Linked DNA regions of Homo sapiens: region 1 is linked to region 2. A link is a contact called in ENCODE Hi-C or POLR2A ChIA-PET data. All regions are on one chromosome and are shown on one strand. The core of a region is the stretch at or near the end of the contact, and the rest is flanking DNA. Distances in the headings are between cores, read along the strand shown. Region 1 has its middle 20 kb from the start of MIR365B. Region 2 overlaps NF1 (neurofibromin 1).

What was found. Hi-C counts contacts between places; a loop is a spot of excess contacts on that map. ChIA-PET counts read pairs that join two places held with the same protein, here RNA polymerase II (POLR2A). Pooled maps may share reads with other maps.
Region 1: a pooled map shows a loop between it and region 2 (3-fold over the local background). The contact joins two enhancer-like sites. A Hi-C loop is called at or near these places in 1 of 50 pooled maps. POLR2A ChIA-PET finds 5 or more read pairs at or near these places in 2 of 52 experiments (CD4-positive, alpha-beta T cell and activated B cell).

The regions. Positions count from the first base shown.
Region 1 is chr17:31,591,634-31,598,332 of GRCh38, reverse strand. No RefSeq gene overlaps it. Among named protein-coding and RNA genes, the nearest start is that of MIR365B, 20 kb to the right of the region's middle. RefSeq lists enhancers at 1-671, 1,544-1,683, 867-1,731, 1,732-2,598. Within about 2 kb of position 1,637, at least 27 of the 41 ENCODE cell types and tissues checked have a DNase peak (open chromatin) inside an H3K27ac peak, as active enhancers do.
Region 2 is chr17:31,313,765-31,319,981 of GRCh38, reverse strand. The region is part of intron 36 of NF1 (neurofibromin 1); the gene reads right to left. It overlaps EVI2A (ecotropic viral integration site 2A), which reads left to right. Exons shown (of 2, transcript NM_014210.4): 2 at 959-3,572. The coding sequence starts at 969. The coding sequence ends at 1,679. EVI2B (ecotropic viral integration site 2B) reads left to right here and starts at 5,928. Exons shown (of 2, transcript NM_006495.4): 1 at 5,928-6,003. RefSeq lists enhancers at 1,212-1,271, 1,482-1,531. Within about 2 kb of position 1,546, at least 19 of the 41 ENCODE cell types and tissues checked have a DNase peak (open chromatin) inside an H3K27ac peak, as active enhancers do.

The DNA.
Region 1 (6,699 bases), core at 388-2,887, 280 kb before region 2:
AGGGGCCCTCTGGAGCTCCAGGCAGGGAGACCTCATCTTGTATCAACCCCAATTGCCTCCCCCACCTCCTTCTTCCCTCCCATTCTGCCTGGCTTTGGAACAATGGCCTGGGCCTTTCAGTAAAGGCTCACCAGGTGCTCCCAGCTTCCTCAGGGTCAGTGAGGATGGGCGAACACGGCCAGGTGGGGTGAGAGGGGTAACCTGCCCCTTGGTAGCAGCACACATGGTAGACCAGCCGGCAGTCACAGGAGGGCAGATCTGCAATATCCACTGTGGCCCCAGGCTGGTCTCCTCTGAACTGGCCCCAGCGGACTCAGTCGGAAAGGCCTCCTGTTCAAGAAATTGGTTCTCACCTGACATGAGGACTGAAGGCCTGGGGTTCCCCGTCAGGCAGCCTCTCGGGAAGAAGTGTCCCCCCATCCTCATTCTTTGAGTACCTGCCCCTTGTGCAGACCCAATGCAGCAGAGCATCCAGTAGGGCTGCTGCCTGCAAGAGGCCACGTCTGAGGATGGGGAGACTCTGCGGGCCCATGCGGTAGGTAGTCTACTGAGCACTTGCTTGGTGCCAAGCTCCATCCAAGCTGGGGTCTAGGGTCACAGGAGGAGCAAGACTCCCTTCCTGACCTCCAGGGACACCTTGTCCAGGGCAGGAAACAAACACAAGAATCCTTCATGCTTCATGCACACTCAACTGAGGACAGAGGTCAACCATGTAGACGGGCACTCCAACAGAGATGGCAACAGATTCACAATGGCCAAAGCCATCTCAGTTCCCCTCACAGCTCCTCTGTGATGGGAAGGTAGATCACATTTTACAACACTTATGCATAGAGGGCACATTTGTGCACACACCCAAAACCAGGCAAGTGCCTTAACCACTCTCGACCTCAGTTTTGACTTTTGCTAAATGGGCTTATGTTGTGTAGCTGTTGTGAGACTGGATGCAGGAATGGATGTGACAGGGCTCACCTCTCAGTAGGTATCCAGTGTTAGCTTCCTAAGCACAAGCAGCCGTCTTGGTGTGGGGCAAGATGGCAGGTGGGGACAGGGGTCTCTGACAGATGAAGTTGGGACCCCAATGCAGGAAGAGTGGGGTGAGTTGTCTGGGGCCAAACTTCAGGATGCCAGGCTCTGGGCACTGCCTTTACCTTACCTCTTCCCCCTGCAGGGTCAGGGAGGTCCCCATCCTGCCCTCCCTTCTAGGCTCATGACAGACCAAGCCACCCCATGTCCACCACCCTGTTGCTCAGTTGATGGGTCATGAAGCCACATGAGCTCATTGTTCCGGCCTGTCCCAGCCTTGACCATTCTGCAGTGGAAGAGCTGGTCCTAACCTGGAAATCCCCCCCAGCAGGCAGAGGGAGCAGCGCCATGCCTCCCTCATCGTAGCTCCTGACTCGCTGGCAGTGGCAGCCACTTCCTCTGGCCAGGCTGGGCCAGCAGTTGCGCTGCCTATAAATAGAAGAGTGAGATTCCTCGTGGCCCAGTGAATGGCACTGACATCCTGCCTCCGCCTGACTGAGCCCTGAGTCACAGGCCCCTGCCGGAGGCCCTGCTGCTCTGGGCAGACCAGGCCTGCACCACTGACAAGGCCTAGGAGGAAGCATTAGGGCAGTCAAGAGTCCCTGGGGAGGCTGACTGAGGCTTAAAGAAACGGGGCTGGCATTTCCTCCCGGCAAGGCTGGCCAGGGCCCTGCACTCAGGCTGGCTGGTGAAGAAGCGTGCTGGGGGGCTGCGTGCATGCAGGCACGGTGTCAAGGTGGCCGGCCCCAGGAAACACAGCAGCCTCTACACTCCCTTCCAACAGTGCAATGGAAGGGGGGCGTTTCCCAAAAGCCTCATCTGTGCTCATGGCACCCTCATTCTGCCTTTGCTCATTTAAAAGCCAAAACCAAACCCACACAAGATAGGCACACCCACAGGAGCTCAGAAAATTGGTGGGAAGGCTGGAAAAACAGGCCTGGGCAAGGGCAGGAACCAAGACAGCTCCTGAGGGCCAAAAGGCGGGAAGGGCAAGCGCATAGATTGGGGGTGGGGAGCAGGAATGCGTGGCAGGAGGCAGCCGGGAGACTCTGACTGTCCTTGTCCTTCTGCCCATGAATTAGAGGAGTGGACAATCTTACTGGCTAGGTGGGTCACATGTCCACCCTATGGCAGGGCAGGGCAGAGGGAGCCTGGTAGACTCTGTCCAGCAGAGAAGAGGCAGTTCCTCCCCAAAAGAAACTAAAGGCCTGTGAGGAAAGGGAGTTGGGTGGTCCAGGCTCAGCAGATGCCCACCATCCATGCTCTGCTCTGAGAGGGCCATCAGACACCCACCTATCCAGCAGGCTCTCCCCACCGGCCCTCATTATTCCCCACTCCCGCCCTAGCTGCCTCGCACTCTAGCTTTTGGGATGTGTTTTATTTTGTTTTCTTGTTTCTTTCTCCTCCACTGGATCCACTGGATTCCACGCTCCATGAGGACGAGGACCAGGTCAGGATGTGTTCACCTTTCCCTGTGCAACTGGCACGTATTAAATGAATGAATGAGCAGCCTGCATGTGTGGGGCACACACACTCATGAGCACACCCCTTACATGCACTCCTCACACACACTCACTCCATAGGCACACTCTCCCCTCCATGGTGTTCTCATCTAGTTTAAGAAGTGTGCATAGTGGCTCATGCCTGCAATCCCAGCACTTTGGGAGGCTGAGGCAGATGGATTGCTCGAGCCCAGAAGTTTGAGACCAGCTTGGACAACATAGTGAGACCCCCATCTCTACAAAAAATACAAAAAATTAGCCAGGTGTGGTGGTGTTCGCCTGTGGTCCCAGCTACATGAGAGGATCACTTGAACCTGGAAGGCTAAGGCTATAGCAAACTATGATTTTGCCACTGCACTCCAGCAGCCCAGGTGACAGAGGCAAACCCTGTCTCAAAAACAAAATAAAACAAAACAAACATGAGGAGCCCACTCTCTCTCTCACTGTCACCTCTAAATCTCTCCCCAAATCCCAGCTGTGCGATTGCATTCTCTGCAGTCCTGAGCCATGAGGAGTGAGACATTCTCCTGATTCACACCCAGGCGTTGGTAATTTCTCAGTCCAGAGGGACTGGGGTGGAAAAACCTGCTCTTGCTCAGGAGGAGGGGAAGTAAGTTTCTGCCCCATTTAAAAAGCCTCACTGGGTCAGACCTGGGGCCAGCACTTTGGAAGGCCAAGGTGGGTGGATCACCTGAGGTCAGGAGTTCAAGACCATCCTGGCCAACATGGTGAAACCCCGTCTCTACTACAAATATAAAAATTAGTGGGGTGTGGTGGCATGCACCTGTAATCCCATCTACTCGGGAGGATGAGGCAGGAGAATCATTTGAACCCAGGAGGCAGAGGTTGCAGTGAGCTGAGATCATGCCACTGCACTCCAGCCTAAGTGACAGAGCAAGACTCCATCTCAAAAACAAACAACAAAACAAACAAACAAACAACAAACAGCCTTGCTGGTTCCCTGTTATCTACAAGTTGAAGCCCTACCTCCACTGCATGGCTTCTCAGCCCAGGCCAAACCTTGGGGCCACAGGGAATTTCTGCACTTCTCCAAATACCCCATGTTCTTTCCCATCTCCATGCCCGCATGCAAGCTGATCCTTCCACCTAGAATTCGTTTCGCTCCCCTCCCCTGGTCCCCATTGCTTGCTCACCTTGCAAACTCCTAGTTATACTTCAAGACCCATCCAGATTTCATCCCCTTGCAAGACTATGAGCAACAGTAATGGTTTCTACTCCTCCCTTACCCAATTTGTCCTAAATGCTCAAGAAGCACAGATATACAGAACTGTGGGCTTGGCAAGGCCCTTAAAGACCCACAGTGGTCTGCAAGCCCAGGGTGGTTGGAAATGTGTAGGGTATTTTTTGGTTGCCACAGTGACAGGGACTGCTGCTGGCATTTAGTGGACTGGGGACCAGGAATGCTCACTAGGAAGAACTGTCCCTCCCAAAGGGTCAATAGCACCCTATTGAGAAATACTGAGCTGCCTCCTCTTGAATGGGGAACCCATGGCCAGGGAGGGGAGACGTCTTGCCAAGGTCACACAGCACCAAGGTGGCTGGTACTCACTCCTTTCATGGAGCACTCCTGGGCGGTGGGCCTGACAGTGGCCCTCTGACCCTCCAGGTCCTTAGATCCTGGCCTGGTGCTGGCCATGCTACCAGCGCCAAGGATGTCATGAGAAATGTGTCTGGGAATGCCCCTACAGCTCTCACCAGCTGCTGCACCTTCCCCACCCATGCTGGAGGCCAGATGGCCTGGCGTAGGCGATGATGTGCCTGGAATGTGGAGCCAGCCTGCCCGGGGAGGGGAGAGCCCGGCTTGTGGCTCACACACAGTCACCAGAGTGAGGGCCAGAGTTCTACAATTACAGTGTCTGGTTCCATGAGCTTATCCAAACACAAAGATCTGAGCCTGGGCACTAGTGAGCACAACACTCCAGGGCCCAGCCTGGCCAAGGCAGGTGGGGAGAGAGAGGCGAGGCCTGGTGTGAGAGGCGAGGCCTGGTGTGCCCAAAGTCATGCCCTCACCCCTGCTCCGAGATGGCATGGCTAGCCATCCGCAGAACTCCCACCCTCAGGCCCTTACGATGGGCTAGAAACTGAAAATTATACACACACACAAAGAGACAATGGTATAACAAACCCTGATATACCCACCACTCAGCTGTGACAATCATCGACCTATGACCCATCCTGCCTCATCCAGACCCACCCACCTTCCCATTCACATCCCTCCTCGCTGTGTGTGTGTGTGTGTATGTGTGTGTTTTGAGATGAAGTCTCACTCTGTCGCCCAGGCTGGAGTGCAGTGGTGTAATCTCAGCTCACTGCAACCTCTGCCTCCTGGGTTCAAGCGATTCTCCTGACTCAGCCTCCTGAGTAGCTGGGACTACAGGTGCACACCACTGCACATCCTGCTAATTTTTGTATGTTTAGTAGAGACGGGGTTTTCCCATGTTGGCCAGGCTGGTCTCAAACTCCTGACCTCAAGTGATCCACCCACCTCCGCCTCCCAAAGTGCTCGATTCCAGGTGTGAGCCACTGCACTCGGCCAGTTTTGAAGCAAATCTCAGGCATGACATCATTTCATCCATAAATATTTCAGGGTATATCTTCAAAAGAACTCTTCCTTCCAAAAAACAAAGCGCCATAATCACAACAAACAAATTAACAATAGTTGCTATTATTATCAAAGAGCAGGTCAATGTTCCAATTTGTAATTGTCACACAGTTGCTTTTTGACAGTTTGTTTAGATTTTGATCCAAATGAGGTCTACACATTACAGTCGTCAGTATATTCTCTGAGTGTTTTTGGGTCTAGAGGTTTTGCTTTGTTTTGTTTTTGAGACAGAGTTTTGCTCTTGTTGCCCAGGCTGGAGTGCATTGGTGCGATCTCGGCTCACTGCAACCTCTGCCTTCCAGGTTCAAGCGATTCTCCTGCCTCAGTCTCCTGAGTAGCTGGGATTACAGGCACCCACCACCACGCCTGGCTAATTTTTGTATTTTTAGTAGAGACGGGGTTTCACCATGTTGGCCAGGCTGGTCTCGAGCTCCTGACCTCAGGTGATCCACCCACCTTGGCCTCCCAAAGTGCTGGGATTACAGGTGTGAGCTGCCACACCCAGCAAGGTTTTTGTTTTGTTTTTGCTTGCAATTTATTTACTGGAGGAAACGAGTTGTTTGTCTTGTGGTATTTTCCTCCATCTGGGTTTTGTGGATTGCTCCCCTGTGGTGTAGTTCAACATGTTCCTCTATCCTCTGTTTTTCCTAAAAGTTGGCAGTTGGAAGTAGAGGCTTGATCAGATTCAAGTTATAGATAGATAGATAGATAGATAGATAGATAGATAGATAGATAGATACACACACACACACACACACATAAGACCATGTCCTTAGCTGGCATCAAATTCTTCTATTAGGAGGCACATAATGTCCAATTATTTGTTCCTGATGTTAGCAGCCATGGAAGCTTCAAGCAATTAATTCATTAAGGACTTCAGAATGACATTATATTTCAATCATTCAGCATTTATTAGCTGGAATCCATCTATAAAAGAGACTTCCTCTCCTCTATGATTTGGTTACATAGTGATTCTGTTTGAAAGGGACTTTTGTAGTTGATCAGCTCTCTCAAAGGACTGCTAGGGTAAGTGGGCCAGAGAGGGCAAGTCCCTCACTAAAGGACACACAGCAAATTGGGAGCAGGGCAAGAACTCAAACCCAGGTCTGCTGCTTCATGCGCAGCACTGATCTGGAGGCTGCACGGTGGAGCAGGAATCAGGCCTGGACTTGAATCTAGGACCTGCCATTTATAACCAGTGGCCTTTGGGCAAATCTTTCAGCCCTGATGCTTCTCTGTAAATGTAGGGATAATCCCATCTCCTTGACACAGCCCCAGGTTCACCAAGGTTAGTTTCCTCTTTGTAAGAGGGACTTGGAGAAGCCCAGTCTGACCTCCCAATGTGAGGTCCATTCACCAAGTCAACCCTCAGGTTCACAGCCTTTCCCTCTTACTTTCTATGGCTGCTTCCGGACCTGCCTAAGGGCCCTCCCAGGAGCATAGCCCTGGCCAAGGAGAGAGACTATTTCTCAGAAAGCACAGGCCTCTCCCAGCAAATGGTGAGCTCAGAACCAGCTACATATTTTATGGGGCCTTTTGTTCAAAATTATT
Region 2 (6,217 bases), core at 297-2,796:
AATTCAACATTTTCAATTATCTGTTGAGATGCTTATAACCTGCCACTTCATCCCAAATCATCAAGATCCTGATGCTCTATTTCTATTTTATTACACATTTTTTTTTACAATTATGTCAAAATCAGAAAAAATGCTAGGTATAAATGATGCTTTAAAAGAAAACCCAGCAACTTTTGTTGAACTTTTAAGTCTACTCAGAGGAAATTTGCTGTTTTTTTTTTTTTTTCTTCAGATTTTTAGGTTGAGAAAACTGGTATGCCTTTGCCTTCAGAAAGACACAGTCAGTCCAGGGAAATATAAATGAAAAGAGACAACCACCACAGTAAAATTGCGTTCACAAATACACTTACAAATGTATTTCTAAGTACCAGCTTTATTCTAAGCTTCAAGATGAACACCCAAGAAAAAAAAAGAACACCTTGAATTTCTATTTGAAGTTCAGTTTCTTTTGGTTGCTACCAAACTTCCCCTCTTTCCACCAAAAAAATTTGCATTTATTTCATACATGAAGCAAGAAGCTCAAGGCCACATTTCTTCTGTAAAGATTGGTGACAGGTTAGAGGGTGGGTAGTTTCTGTAAGAATGATCCTTAATTTTTTTTTTTTTTTAAAGAAGGAATCAGAAAAGTAAAAGCAGAACTAACTGACTCAAAGCAGAAGTCTAGCACGCTTCAAAGGAAGAAAACTATATAAAGCCATGATAGTCCACTTAAAATGATTAATATTTATTTGTAATGCTAACTTCTAGCATCTAAAAGTGTTAATAGAAATTAAAATGCTTCTTCATACATAGCTGAATAGAAAAGAAATTTAGTTGAGAAGGAATTCAGGGTAGCGAATATTAGGCATAAGCTTGTAGTTTACTTGTAACATCTCAACACTATCTTTTAACTACAATTACCAAAACTAGGATCCATTATTCTTTCACAAACTAACAAATTATATTGCTATCCCAACAGATTGCCAAGCATGCCCACGGACATGGAACACACAGGACATTACCTACATCTTGCCTTTCTGATGACAACAGTTTTTTCTTTGTCTCCTGGAACAAAAGCAAACTATACCCGTCTGTGGGCTAACAGTACTTCTTCCTGGGATTCAGTTATTCAAAACAAGACAGGCAGAAACCAAAATGAAAACATTAACACAAACCCTATAACTCCTGAAGTAGATTATAAAGGTAATTCTACAAACATGCCTGAAACATCTCACATCGTAGCTTTAACTTCTAAATCTGAACAGGAGCTTTATATACCTTCTGTCGTCAGCAACAGTCCTTCAACAGTACAGAGCATTGAAAACACAAGCAAAAGTCATGGTGAAATTTTCAAAAAGGATGTCTGTGCGGAAAACAACAACAACATGGCTATGCTAATTTGCTTAATTATAATTGCAGTGCTTTTTCTTATCTGTACCTTTCTATTTCTATCAACTGTGGTTTTGGCAAACAAAGTCTCTTCTCTCAGACGATCAAAACAAGTAGGCAAGCGTCAGCCTAGAAGCAATGGCGATTTTCTGGCAAGCGGTCTATGGCCCGCTGAATCAGACACTTGGAAAAGAACAAAACAGCTCACAGGACCCAACCTAGTGATGCAATCTACTGGAGTGCTCACAGCTACAAGGGAAAGAAAAGATGAAGAAGGAACTGAAAAACTTACTAACAAACAGATAGGTTAGTGAAGAAAAATGCAAAGTAGCAATGAGAAGGCTTATGGAGTAAAAATGAAGTCAGTTGGTATTTAATCCCAAAGTGTTGTTCTGATTATCTAAAATTTGACATGGTAGACCTTGCAATTTAGAATCAAGCAGGTGAGACAGGGAGAAGTATGCCTGCTTAATTATTTAAACTGTGTACTTTTGTTTTGACACTGAATATTTTAAAAAGCAAATAATAAAATAACTAAGCATTTGAGGAAAATTTTAAGGATAAATTGAGGAAACTGATTAATAGAGATAGCAAGGGATAATTAAATAAATATTCCCTATGTAGCAACAGTGGTTAGATGATCTTTGTCTGAATGTAATTAAACTTTGAATAGTTTTAGTGTGTCCTTAAAGCCAAGTATATGCTTTAACATCAAATGGAAGTCAAATTCCTAATGCATAGATAGAGAGAGCTAAACTGTGTAATTTAATGGTATCTTCCTTGCTGGATGTGGCAGAATCCACACCAGCTTATCAACCAACACAGCTAATTTTAGAATAGATCCTTTATCTTTCCATATGGCACACGTAAGAAAGTGTTTTTCTACTATTAATATTAAATTAAAACCTTTACTTTTGTATAATAAATTAAAACTCAGAATAAACCTGTGACCACGTATATTTGCATTCACTTTATTACTTTAGAGAACACATTGTAAAGATCAATAAGAAATAGAGCACAACTAAAATAAATAAGATTTATAGCCACACCAATAGGCTAAGTGTAAACGCAAAGTATGTTTCACTGTTTATGATTAATAATATTCATCTTTTCTATAAATACTACTTACTGGAACATTAACAACAAGTACCAAAGGTTGATTAATTTTTGGACTTCAAGGATGCCAAGTAGCCTAATGATTTATTAGGGGTGTGTGTGTGTGTGTGTGTGTGTGTGTGTGTGTGTTCAAATCTGGAAAACTGCATACTTCAGGTTATAATTTAACCTTTAAAGAAACTGGCTTCAAGTAAAATAATGACTTACATTTAAGTTGAGAACCCCCCCATCTTCAATTAAATATATTACAAAAATTGGTTTGAGAGACTTTCCAAATATCTACTGAAATTAACACAGGGCTAAGATCAGGCCACATTTCAAAAATCTCATCCCTTACTGGGCATTTATTTCGGGCAATATAGTAACCATTTTAAAAATATTTTTTATATGTTTTTTCCCAAGTATGACTACAATCTTACTCTCCCTTCTAAGCTAGTGATTCTTACCCTGGCTGCATGTCAGAATCACCTGAAGAGTTTTTAAAAAACACCAATGCCTAATTCCCATGTCTTCCTTCTGATGCAACTGGAATGGGGTGAACTCTAAGCATTGGTAATTTTTACGTAACTCTCAAGGTGATAACTGCTCTTGGTCATCAAATTCAAACGTCTAGCTATTATTAAAATGAGAGGAAAAAAATAAAGCATCATTTTTATTATCAATTTATTAGCAATTTGTAAAAAACAAATCTATTCTCTAAACGAGAAATCATAACAATATTATTCCAGATAAAGTTAAGTGTTAACAAAGTAAAAAGGAAAGCATGAGAATATTCATGCCAGTCATGGTGACTGAAATCAGGTTATCTTTTGAGGGGAAAAATAACCCAGATTAGAAATGAAACTGGGCAGACTTCCCATTCTGTGCAAAAATTGAAAATTTGAGATTGTGCACCAGTACATCCAGGAGTAACACAAAGCACTCCTTGAATCAAGGGTCATAAATAAACACGTGTCAGAGAAAATTAAAAGAAATTAATATCATCATAAAAATAGGAAATTACTTTCATATTCAACATACTGGTCAAACATTTTCTCACCAGAGAGCTTCTACCACAAGGATATTTAAAAGAATATTTAAAATTCACCACTCACTATCTTGGCTATTAAACATATACTCTCAGAATGGTACTATCCAATGATAGTTACTGAACAAACAGAAGTGTTTCCTTTCCAAATGACAGGTATTTTAAAATGGTAGGTAAGATATCTTTGAGTTCAAAATTTAAAAGTCATTTAGTTTTGAACAAAAACACATTCCCTACCCCTGGGTATTACAGTTCACCAGCTTAATTCAGGGATTTAAAAATAGTGAATCAGGTTAGGCACAGTGGCTTACACCTATAATCCTGGGAGGATCACCTGAGGCCAGGAGTTTGAGGCCAGCCTGCACAACAAAGTAAGAGCCTCATCTTTACAATAAATAAATAAGCCAGCCAGCGAGCATAGTAGCATGTGCCTGTAGTCCTAGCTACTCGAGAGGCTGAGGCAGGAGGATTGCTTGAGGTCAGGAGTTCAAGACCAGCCTGCGCAACACAGCAATACCCTGTCCGTAAAAACAACAATACTTCCAAAAACCAGTGAATCAAAAGCTTTATAGCATTTGATTATATTATGCTTTATAGTAGGAGCCCATAAAAAAAAACTATTCTTTTTGCACCAAGCTATAAGTACCCTGAAGTTAAGAACAAGGTCATAATAACCTGTGTTTCCCGCAGTGACCAGGAAAAAGCAGTGCATGGGTTAACACATTCCGTACCTACTATAATATGCATCATCCAAGGCACTTTACATTTATTTAATTCCACAATAAGCTTATAAATTAGGAATTATGATCTCCATTTTTCAAGAGAGGAAAGGTGACTTACTCAAAGAAATTTTTATTCAGATGGACTCACTCCTTTCAATACACTTTGTTTAGTTAACTTAAAAATTTTTTGTATTTTAAATTTTTGTGGGTACATAGTAGGTGTATATATTTAAAGGGTAATGAGATGTTTTGATACAGTCACGCAACGTGAAATAATCACATCATGGAGAATGGGGTATCCATCCCTTCAAGCACTTATCCTTTGTGTTACAAAGGATCCAATTACACTTTTAGTTATTTTAAAATGTATAATTATGGTATTAATGACAGTCACTCTGTTGTGCTATCAAATAGGTCTTATTCATTCTTTCTATTGTTTTTTGTACCTATTAACTGGTAACACCATCTCCCCAACCCCTCATTACCCTTTAGTAACAAGTTAACTTTAGTTAACTTCTTATTTAAAAAATGATCCCCAATTTATTTTATTTTCCACTGAGAAGTAACTACTTTGTGGGTAATCAAATAAATAGTTGAGAACTTGAACTCAAAAGTCACTAGTAAAATATTTGGTCAAAATAATTTAATTACAAATATACAAATGGCAAACAGGCATACGAAAGGGTACTCAGCACCACTGATGAGAGAAATGCAAATCAAAACTACAATGATACCTCATCTCACCCCAGTTAAAATGGCTTATACTCAAAAGACAGGCAATAACAAGTGCTGGGAAGGGTGTGGAGAAAATGGAACTCTCGTACGCTGTTAGTGGGAATGTAAATCAGTAAAACCACTATGGAGAACAGTTTGGTGGTTCCTCAAAAAACTAAAAATAGAGCTATCATATGATCCAGCAATCCCACTGCTAGGTATATACCCAACAGAAAGGAAAACTGTACAAAGAGACATCTGCACTCCCACTTTTGTTGTAACACTATTCACAACAGCCAAGATTTGGAAGCAACCTAAGTGTCTATAAACAGATGAATGGATAAAGAAAATATGGTACATATACACAATGGAGTATTATTCAGCCATAAAAAAGAATGAGATCCTGTCATTTGCAAAATAATGTAATTATACTTTTACCCTGGACTTTTTATATTATGAGGAAATAACATTACATTTATTGGTTACCTGCAGTTGGTGAGGCATTTATACATGTTATATTATGCTATCTTATTTAATCCTCACAATAACCCAATAAAATATTCCTTTAGAGGAGGAAACGGTGACTCAGAAGTGCAGAGTCTTGCCTAAGGTCATACAAGTAAACAGAACACATCACTCACTTCTTATGAGAAGAAATCTCACTGTAAGTGATAACCCAACTGGCAGCTTTTCTTCTTAGAACATGTAATTTTCTCTTCGGGACTCCATCCTAAATATTTAATTTACATAATCATATTACTAGAGTATCTCAAATATTTATTTACATAATTAAAAGCACTCAAATCATAGGGCTCCAAAATGTATTTCAAAATAAGTTCTGTTAAAGTAATATATTTCTTAGTCACTTTGTGGTTTATTGCACTTCCGGAACCAGCTATTGATAAACTTCCTCTTTTTCTACAGAAACTATTTCAGTTTGCTAGAGGAACATTTTAAATCTGAATTGAACCACCCATTTTCCTTTCTTAGCCAAATCACCAAAATGTCCAGTTAGAACAAGAATTTAGCATTCTGCAAAAGAAGTTAACAGCTGAGGTAAGAAAATTTTCACACAATTTGGTTTGATCTTGCTTTATATAAAATTTATTTTAAAAACTGTCATTAGTGTTTTAAACTTAAACTCTGATAGTCTAAAGATGTCTATAACAGGTTTTTGTGGTTTTGTTGCATAGAATTAAAAAATACTCAGTTCAGCTTGCCTTAGAAAAATATTTTCACCTAGGTTTGTATAAGACCTTTTAAGTTTATT